Regions from separate parts of the Homo sapiens genome. Here region 2 is linked to region 1. Evidence: read pairs that join two places in POLR2A ChIA-PET (ENCODE). Cell type or tissue: endothelial cell of umbilical vein. All regions are shown on one strand.

Region 1 (5,000 bases):
ATCAAGAAAAAATGACGCTCCTTCCCGTTCCCGTTCACTTTTCACTTGCACTATTTTTTTATTTTGCCAGAAACAGCAGCTGCACACAACCTCTTGCTGAAATATAAAAATAGCCCAGGCAGGTTTGTGAATTTATGTCCTTTTGCATAAATCAGAGAGCTGGGGCCCTGTCCTGAATTATATTCAAAATAGAACTGCATTTCCTTTAAAATGGAGCGAATGATCCTGGAAATCAGTTTTTAAAATATTAGACTATCTCTGCATGGATGTTTGAATAAATTCTCCTAATGCTGTGTTTCTCAACTCCACTTTTGAATTGGATTGTATTCTGGTTAGCATATGGTCAAAGTCTGCCTATCGACCTCAATTCCAATCTGACAGCCAAGTATGATCTTTGATAATTCCTTAAACAAACTACACCTGATTGTATTAAATTGTGGTCACGATTCCCAAAACGCTAGGCAAAACAAAGTTCATCTCCTTTCCTTTCCAGCGGAACGAACAGCTGTCTCCCTTGTTGTGAGAGCCATGCAGACTTATTTTGACAAGGAGCCAAGTAGGCACCATTTACTGTTCAATTCTGAGACTTCTGATGATAGGAACAGAATGCAGTTGATACAGCTCGGAGCTTAAATTTGCCTTCCTGGGTGCCTAGAAAAGTCACCTTTGCACATAAATTGGCCATTTCTGAAAATCTCCTCCAAGAGACTGAAACCAAAGCTCTAAAACGCCGCTTCTTCAGTCTCTGGGGAGCACGTTGAGTTGGTTCACATCCACATTCTGGCTGTGTAGCCACTCCACAGATGGGTGGTCTCTTGGGATCAGAATGCCCCTCCACTCATGAGACTCTTCATTTTGTCCACTTTGACAGGAAAAGTGGGAATGTATGCAGAGCTCTCAAAAGAAACAAAAAAGGCCAAAACGGTGCCTTCAGCCACATCCTCTGAATTGGCCCTGACTTGGACTAAATGCACTAATGCAAAATCCCTTGACAAAAGCGCATAGGTTATTTCAAACCAGCATTGTTTTTTATGTAACCTGTTTTACCGCATCTTCTCAGCAGCTTCTGACCACTGCTCAATTTTCTCCTTTACAGCCATTGTTCTGGTGGACAAATAACCTAGGTACTCCAAATCCTGGCAGGAAAAATATACAGCATTATGAAACAGCACTCAGTAATCCTAAAATGATTTCCAAAGCTGGTTACACATGACCTGCAAAGTCTATTAAATTAAAAGACTTTCTCATTACAGAGTTTAGTCAACGTAGCAAAACCATGGGAAATTAAATGGAAAGATAATTAAATATGTAAATTCATAAGGAACAAAAGACGAGAAGTTAATTATACAATAGGCTGGTGACACCAGAGTTCATTGTTATGTGCCACAAGAAAATTAAATTTTTTAAAAAACTAGAACGCTCTTCTTTTAGTGTTTTGCTGAAATCCTGTTTTGTATTTGTTTCTTTACAACAGGTGTAGGTATAGGAGGTCAAGAAAAGGAGTTCGGTAAAGGGCATAGCTAATAACAACCACACATTGGGCCAGGCACAGTGGCTTACGCCTGTAATCCCAGCACTTTGGGAGGCTGAGACGGGCAGATCACCTGAGATCAGGAGTTTGAGAACAGCCTGGCCAACATGGTGAAACTCCATCTCTACTAAAAATACAAAAATTAGCCAGGCATGCTGGTGCACACCTGTAATCCCAGCTACTCGGGAGGCTGAGGCAGGAGATCGCTGGAACTCAGGAGGCAGAGGTTGCAGTGAGCCAAGATCATGCCACTGCACTCCAGCCTGGGCAACAGAGCAAGACTCTGTCTCAAAAAAAAAAAAAAAAAACCACACACACACACATTGAGACTTGAGATGTGGTGACACTTGGATCATAAACAGAGGGCTTCGATTCCAGGATGGGGGTTCCTCCAGGGGGAAATGAAAAGGAGCTCTCACTCTGTTCTTACGTATGCACAATGCTCTGAATTGTGGCACATGGGTTTGCAGAAGGATAATGGAGATAATTGAAAGTAATGAAAATGAAACCAAATCTCCTTCCCCAAAAACTTAAAAGAACTGATTCAAAAGTACCCCAAGAATATGCAAAGAAAAGGGAATCACATCAACAGATGATTGGATAAAGAACATGTGGTATGTATACATAATGGAATACTATTCAGCCACTAAAAAGAATGAAACCATGTCTTTTGCAGCAACCTGGATGGAACTGGAGGCTGTTATCTTAAGTGAAATAACTTAGAAGTAGAAAGTCGAATACTTCATGTTCTCACTCATAAATGGGAGCTACATAAAGTGTACCCATGAACATAGAGTGTGGAACAAACATTGGAGACTCAGAAGGGTGGGAGGAGGGTAAGGGATGAGAAAGTACCTGATGGGTACAGTGTACACTTTTCTGGTGTTGGTTGCAGGAAAAGCCTGGACTTCACCACTTCGCAATATATCCGTGTAACAAAACTGCACTTGTACGCCTTATATTTATACAAATTTAATTTTTTAAAAGGGAAGAGAGAATCATATTAATTTCTCACCACTTTTTAAGTAAGCAAACAGCAGTATTTCCCAGAGGCAAGAGGTTCAGCAAGAAGTCAGGAAATGTTTTTGTAGATAAGCATCTATCATTCTGATGGGCCATGACTAGTGTGTTCACTTGTAATTCCTTTGCCTTTAAAAAAAGAGAATGATATCAAAAAATAAGTGCCTTATACTGTGAAAAACGATAAAAGGACTTCCTGATTCTAAGTGCTATGGTTTTGAATGTTTATTATGTGTTTTAAGTGCTTTGGCTCAGAAAGGTGGGGGTCACGTGGCCAAGGTCGCCTAACTCATCTTGGTGGAGAAAGAACGGATGTAGATGGCCCAAGGCTTGAGTCCATGCTCCATAACACTGTCCTGTCTTGGAAAACGTTTCTCAGAGGTGAAAGGTTGCACCAGCTCAGCCAGTGGCAACACACTGAGTACGGTATTCAGCACCTTGGACAGCGTTAGCTGGAGGCCCAGGGATTTCCTCCCAGCTCTGCAAAGCCTAGACCAGACCCTGATTGCACCAGGTTCAGGGGGCAGAAGCTTGTCCAAAGAGCAGATGGTTCCAGGGGGAGGATTTTTACTGGGGGAGATTTAGAAACCGAACTGAACCATAATGAGTCACGGGACACAGCCCTGTCTGCAGCAGTAACTGTCCGCAGCTCTAGCTGCTCCATGTCTGGAGTTACCACCACAGGGTGTAGGAAACCACCAGCTGTCTCAAGGCAAGGAATGTCACCTAATGCTCCCCTTTCCAATTAATCACTTTAATTGGAGGAAAAAACAAAAACACAAGGACATGTTACGGGGGAAGGTTTTTTAAAGTGATCTCAAATTGGATTGCAAAGGCTCAAGTGACTTTGGGAATGGGGCTGGGGAGATGATCATTTACTTTTTACAATAAATAATTTTATCTCACATCTTTAGTCAAGTTTCTCCTAAGTTTGGGGAGAATGGGGAAAAAATGTAGTAAGCTTTATGGGACTAGCAACAGAACGTTTTATCCTATTTTGTGATTTTCAGTATTAAGAGATTATTGATCACTTGCAGAGTTACAAGGCAAGCACTAGTTTAAATCTGAATTAGACTAGGGCCATTGACCTTATATACCTGTAAAAGACACTACGGTGTATACAACTGTAGAAACAATATACACATAGTAGTTTAATATTACAGTCTGTATTCCAATGCAGAATCTTTTGAGAAAAGGTTGCCAAAACATCATTTGCATTTACTTGAACCCTTTTTTAGACAGAATCTTGCTCTATCACCCAGGCTGGAGTGCAGTGGTGTGATCACAGCTCACTGCAGCCTTGAACTCTTGGGCTCAACCAACCTTCCCACCTCAGCCTCCCAAATTAGCTGGGACTATAGGCTCGTGTCACCACATCTAATTTTTTATTTTTATATTTGTGGAGTTGAAGGTCTTGCTCTGTTACCCAGGCTGGTCTTGAACTCCTGGCCCCAAGCAGTCCTTCCACCTTGGCCTCCCAAAGTGTTGGGATTACAGGCGTTGGCCACTGTACCCAGCCTTACTTGAACTCTTAATACTTATTCCCAAGTGGTACCTAAAATGGTTTTGTGCAGTCACAATATTAGGTAGCAATATTATATTGAGCTGGAGGAAAAAGAAGATTTAGGAGTAAATTGCCAAGGCAAGTTCTGTTAAAAGCTTTCTGTAATAGACATCAGGGATTTTTTTTATTCAGGTAACCTCAACAGTTTTGATTGCACATGTAACATAGTACTTGACAGGTAATACTGATTTTTATAACTTCATAAAATATTCTCAAGCCATGGAGGAGCTCTTATGTATTTTTTAATGAGTACACACACACACACACACACACACACACACACACACATATAGTAAAAGTGGAGGATTCTTTTCTTGGAATAATGATTTCTAGCATTTATCTAGAAAAGATTTTGCTGACTAAATTTTCCTTTTCCTCCAGTGGATTTTTAAACATCAGTGCATGCACATAAATACAGATTGGATTTTTCCTTTAGGCTTTATCTATGTAAATGAAGTCGATTAAATGTGAATAATCATGTTACCCTTCATTATTCTGACCATTATGTTTGAGAAGTAGATTTCTTCACTAAAGGGGCTTTGCAGCACACTTAGAATGAGTGAGCCACTGTGCCTCTCTAGAAACTGGCTTCTTGTCATCATTTCAACATCCACTCAAACGCTCACCCCTGAAAGTGGCCTTCCTGCTTGATATGGTTTGGCTCTGTGTCTCCACCCAAATTGGTTTGGCTCTGTGTCCCCACTGAAATCTCATCTCGAATTGTAATCCCCATAATCCCCATGTGTCAAGGGACGGACCTGGTGGGAGGTAATTGGATCATGGAGGCAGTTTCTCCCATGCTATTCTTGTGATAGTGAGTTCTCATGACACTGATGGTTTTGTGTTTGATAGCTCCTTCACACTCTTTCTTTCCTGTTGCCATGT
Region 2 (5,000 bases), 430 kb after region 1:
AACCCAGAGGAAAAACCCCTGAAACACATAGGCCAAGGAAATGAGCTGATTATTCACCAAAAAGAAATTCAATTCATAAACACAGAAAAAAGTAAGTATTCCATCTCCACAGTGACTCATGAATTACAAATATAAGGAGCTAGGTTTTTGCCTACTGGAGTTCCAATGGCAACAGTTATGAATGCTGGTGAGAGTGGCCAAGAGGGCCTGTTTGCTGGTGACACTTTAAAATGGCCACAATCCTGGGGAGCAATATGGAAACCCGAAACAGAAGTCAGAAAAACCTTAGCACTTCATTCAACAATTCTGCCTATGAGACCACATCCTCCAAAATAACTAGAAACATGGGGAAATTCTGTACACAAAAGGCATTCCCTGCAGCATTTTACAGTATAGTAAAAGTTTTGTTTTTGTTTTTTGTTTTTTGTTTTTTTTTTAAAAAGGCCCAACAATTGGAAATTGACTAAAACTCTGGTCTATCCACTAGCTGGAATATCACACAGTTGTTACAAATTACAGCAATGCAGTCAACATAATGATAGAAAAGGCTTTGTGATAGACGATTAAGTGGGGTAAAAAGCAACAAACAAAATTGTATGCACAGCAGGAGTTCAATTATGTTTTTAAGAAAGTGTCTACAGAGAGGGAAAATACTTTAAACGAAGTTCTGTTTTCCTCATTTTCCCTAGTGAGCTGGATGGTATGGTGGAAAGGGACTAAGTTTTACAACCCAATCCAGGGACCTTTACATCCTATTTAATCAACCTGTGCCTCTGTTTCCTAATCAGACAGTTTAATGTTTAAATGACTTATTACCGGCAGGGCACATTGGCTAACATCTGTAATTCCAGCACTTTGGGAGGCCGAGGTGGGAGGATCACCTTAGGTCAGGAGTTCGGGACCAGCCTGGCCAACATGGTGAAATCCCATCTGTAATAAAAAAATATTAAAATTAGCCGGGTGTGGTGGTACATGCCTACAGATAGTCCCAGCTACTCGGGAGGCTGAGGCAGGAGAATCGCTTGAACCCAAGAGGCGTAAGTTGCAGTGAGCCGAGATCATGGCACTGCACTCCAGCCTGGGTGACAGAGAGAGACTCCATCTCAGTAAGTACATACATATATACATACATACATACATACATACATACGACTTATTACAAGGGAGAAACATTTTTATTCTTAAGAGTCACAATTGCAACTCCAACGTGCAGCCCAAATAGTTTCTAGGTGATGGCACAGTATTAACGTATTCACTTTGGATTTGGTTTCCCTATTTTCCCCCCAACCTAACTCAAAGATAAGCATTTGGGGCATTCAAGGCCTACCATCTGCTCATTCGTTAAAAAACAAATGCTAAAATTTGTCCACTTGCAGCTTTGTTTGATCTGTCTCAAAATACATTGGCATTTCCCCTAATGTTGAACAGGCCCTTCCAGTATTTAGGCAAGATCGATGAACTCATTTGCAGAATGGTCCAGTTTCCACAAACAAGCTGTCACCAAAGCAAGAGGGTTCGTTTGCACTTTGCAATCCTGCTACTGTGTTTACCAAGGCATCTTTCCTCAGTACTACTGCAGGTCCAGCAGATGGGTTGCTAATGAAGAGAACGTGATTGTCTATTTGGAAAAATACAAGCTATTTATTGCAACTGATAAATCATGGCTTGACTCTTTGCCCAAACGGGAAGTCAGACAATGATGTTTCTCAAGTTTAAGAACAAGCTCCTGAGTCCAAGGACCAGCTTCAGAAGCTTTCAAGACAGTTTGCAGGCAAACTTTGACAACTAATGAAAGCTGTCTTTTACATTTTCTTTGTTTTCGTTTAAACACTCCTAGAACAGACGTGTACAAACTATGGCCCTGAGGCTAAATCCGGGCTGATGCAAGTTTTGTAAATAAAGTTTTATTGGCATACAGCCAAGCCCACTCATCTACACAATGTCTGCGGCTGCTACAACAGCAGAGCTGAGCAGTTGTGACAGAGACCCATCTGGACAACAAAGCCAAAAATATTTACTATCCAGCCTTTTATAGAAAAAGTTTGCTGAACCCTGTCCTAGAAAGAATGAAAGCAGTTCCTCTGAATTATCTCGTAAGTCCAACCAGACCAGTATGAGACAGAGCTGAGCTACCTGAGTGATCTAGGTCCAAGCACAGTTGACCAGTACAGGTCGGACTGCAGAGGTAACCTCAGCGTCAGCTCAGTTCATCCCTTTTGACTTGGCTGAAGGCACTACCCCAAGAACAGCAACCCTCTACACTACTTCAATTGTTAGGTAAATCCCTTTGACGGTAGATCTTTGAAGAATGCAGGAACTTATCTTCCTTGATTTTTCTTTAAACATCATGTGACAGTCAAAAAAAAAAAACCCCACCATTCTTCAAAGGGAATTGTAAAAGATGAAAAATGGTAGGAAGAAGGTTTATTTGGGGCCATCTGATGTGGTCCACTGGACATAAGTCACAAAAGTATCTCTACATTGGCAAAAACTCATGCTGGGTCCAACTGGCCATTTGACATCAGGGAGATGAAACCACTCTTTTTCTTCGCTTAGCCGCATACACGACATGGAAATTGGTTAGATGTTCATTTAGATCCAGACCAGGCCTAAAATCCTAGGACTGGCCTGACCATTTCCATTATTCATTCATGCACACATCCAAATCATATTTACTGAACACCTACTATGTGCCAGGTACTATGCTGGTGCTTTAGTTATGGAGGCCAATAACACAAACAGGAATCCTGCTACCAGGGAGCTTACAGACTAGTGGAGAAACCGAAAACAAGTTCAAACCAGGAATAAATAAGACATACTGCAAATTGTCACAAGTGCTCCATAAAACATAGCTGGAATGCTGAAGGGGGCAAGGTACATCCTGGCAGGCCAGGGAATGGCTCTCTGAGGAGGTGGCAAGTCCAAGGTCTGTGTGAAGGAATGAGGGCAAGCAAGCCCTGCAAGGCATTTGGGAGTGGGGGAGAAAAGCGCATTCTAGACACTCACTTAGGGAGAGCAGCAGGAGTCAGAAGACTCGGTGGAGGCTCCCTCGTGTGGTCACTGCAGGGAGGCAGCCTGCCCCGCATCACCAGCTTTGCAATGAAGTCCCTCTGGCTCTTGACTCGCCATGTGGCCTCAGGCAAATCAAGTCTCTGTGCCCCTAGCTTTTTCACGTGGACAGTGGGAAAACTCAAGAGACGGTGACTTTGGTCAGCCCAGCCCTGAGGCGGGAAAAACACGGCTTGTTCCAGGAACTGAAATGAGGTGATACAGGCAGAGAACAGCATAGGTTGGGGAGCTGCGCACCAGACAGGGTTGAAAAGGTGGGCAGGGCCAAGTCAGGCAGGGTTTTGCAAGTCATGGTAAGGCATCTGGATTTCATTTTAATTGCAACGGGAAGTCACTGAAGGGTTTTAAGCAGGAAAATATCTTGAGCATATTTGTAGTTTTAAAAGAAAGCTCTGTGTTGTAAAGAAAGGGGTAAGAGTGACCAGAGCAGAGGCAGAGAGAGCAGGATGCTGCTGCTGTCATGGACTGTGCTGGAGGCAAGGTAAAGCAGCTGAACCTGACCTCGAGTGCCAACTCGGACCAACTGGAAGTGGCCATCTATAACACTGTGCTGAGAACGTGCTGGAAGTTTAGACAGGGATCATTGGGGAAAAGTATCCTGTTTGATTAATGATGCCTGCCATGGGTGTGGAAGGGAGAATAGCAGTATGGTGTCAATATCTGTCCATCTCTCTACAGAGACCGAGAACATTTCAGTGCCTCTAACACTAATGTGTCTACAGCTCGGCTGGGGGCCTTGTTAAAGTGCAGACTCTGAGACGGTAAGGTCTGACATTCTCCTTTTCTTTTCCTGACAGGGTCTCAACTGTGTTGCCCAGTCTGGTCTTGAACTCCTGGGCTGAAGTGATCCTCCTACCTAAGTCTCTGGAAGTGCTGAGATTACAGGCGTGGGCCAGCCCAGCAACATCCTGCCTCTCTAACATGCTCCCAGGTGACGAGTCCACTACTGCTGGTCCAGAGACCTCACTTCGGTCTTTTTTTTTTTTTTTTTTTTTTTTTTTAAGACAGAGTCTCGCTCTGTTGCCCAGGCTGCAGTGCACTGGCTGGATCTCAGCTCACTGCAACCTCCACCACCTGGGTTTAAGCAATTCTCCTGTCTCAGCCTCCCGAGTAGCTGGGATTACAAGCACGAGCCACCATGCCTGGCTACTTTTTGTATTTATAGTAGAGACTGGGTTTCGCCATGTTGGCTAAGATGGTCTTGAACTCCTGATCTCAGGTGATCTGCCTGTCTCAGCCCGCCAAAGTGCTGGGATTACAGGCATGAGCCACCGCGCCCGGCCTCAGAGACCTCATTTTGAATAGCAAGAATCTAGAGAACTTACTTTCCCCCCATAGATTTGTGTAAGATAAGCTCCAGTTCCCAGGGCCTGACACAGAAAAAGAACACTCAGCAAATGTTGACAGAATTGAGTTGGTCATTTCTGTGTGCCTTTCAGCCTTCAACTGCTATGAAAAGAACTCTGAAGAATTCCAGGCAGTTAACCATAAAACATGAGCAACATCACAAGTGTGTATCATCCATCTTCCGCGGAGCCACTCCACGTTGTCACTGGGGTGCAGATCATTTGGGTTGGGGGAAGGAGTCCAAGAGAAGAAGTGAGGAAAAGGAAAAGGTGAGAAATGCGCTAAACAGGGCTGTTCCTAACCACACGGTCATGATCGGAACATTCAGCTCTGTGGGATGACAAGGGAAGTAAAATGGGGAGAAAGGAAGAGCTACTGCTATGTCCCCAGAAAAGCAGCACCCAATCCGCCAGACCCCCAGATGCACTGCATGACAACAGCAATGCTGGCTTGTACAAAAGCCCCAACAGGGAGTCTCCAGCCTCATCCTACACTTCACCACAGTCCCAGCCCATAATCCCAACTTATCTGAGCATTGGCCAAGTCCAAATTTCCCTTTCAAAGATAGATTCAAATCCGGTCTC

What was found. Peaks named below come from ENCODE experiments on the same cell type or tissue, not always from the same donor. Only the 100,000 strongest peaks of a DNase experiment are listed, where the experiment ranks them.
Region 2: POLR2A ChIA-PET joins it to region 1 with 6 read pairs; 1 of 35 experiments calls an interaction of 5 or more read pairs at or near these places.

The regions. Positions count from the first base shown.
Region 1 is chr16:12,659,901-12,664,900 of GRCh38, reverse strand. CPPED1 (calcineurin like phosphoesterase domain containing 1) reads left to right here. Exons shown (of 4, transcript NM_018340.3): 4 at 1-5,000. The coding sequence ends at 15. Among named protein-coding and RNA genes, the nearest start is that of SNX29-AS3, 51 kb to the right of the region's middle. In endothelial cell of umbilical vein, no CTCF peak of the experiment used is centred here; a DNase peak (open chromatin) is centred at 2,870.
Region 2 is chr16:12,226,970-12,231,969 of GRCh38, reverse strand. The region is part of intron 14 of SNX29 (sorting nexin 29); the gene reads right to left. Among named protein-coding and RNA genes, the nearest start is that of SNX29-AS2, 140 kb to the left of the region's middle. In endothelial cell of umbilical vein, a CTCF peak has its summit at 3,061; a DNase peak (open chromatin) is centred at 3,049.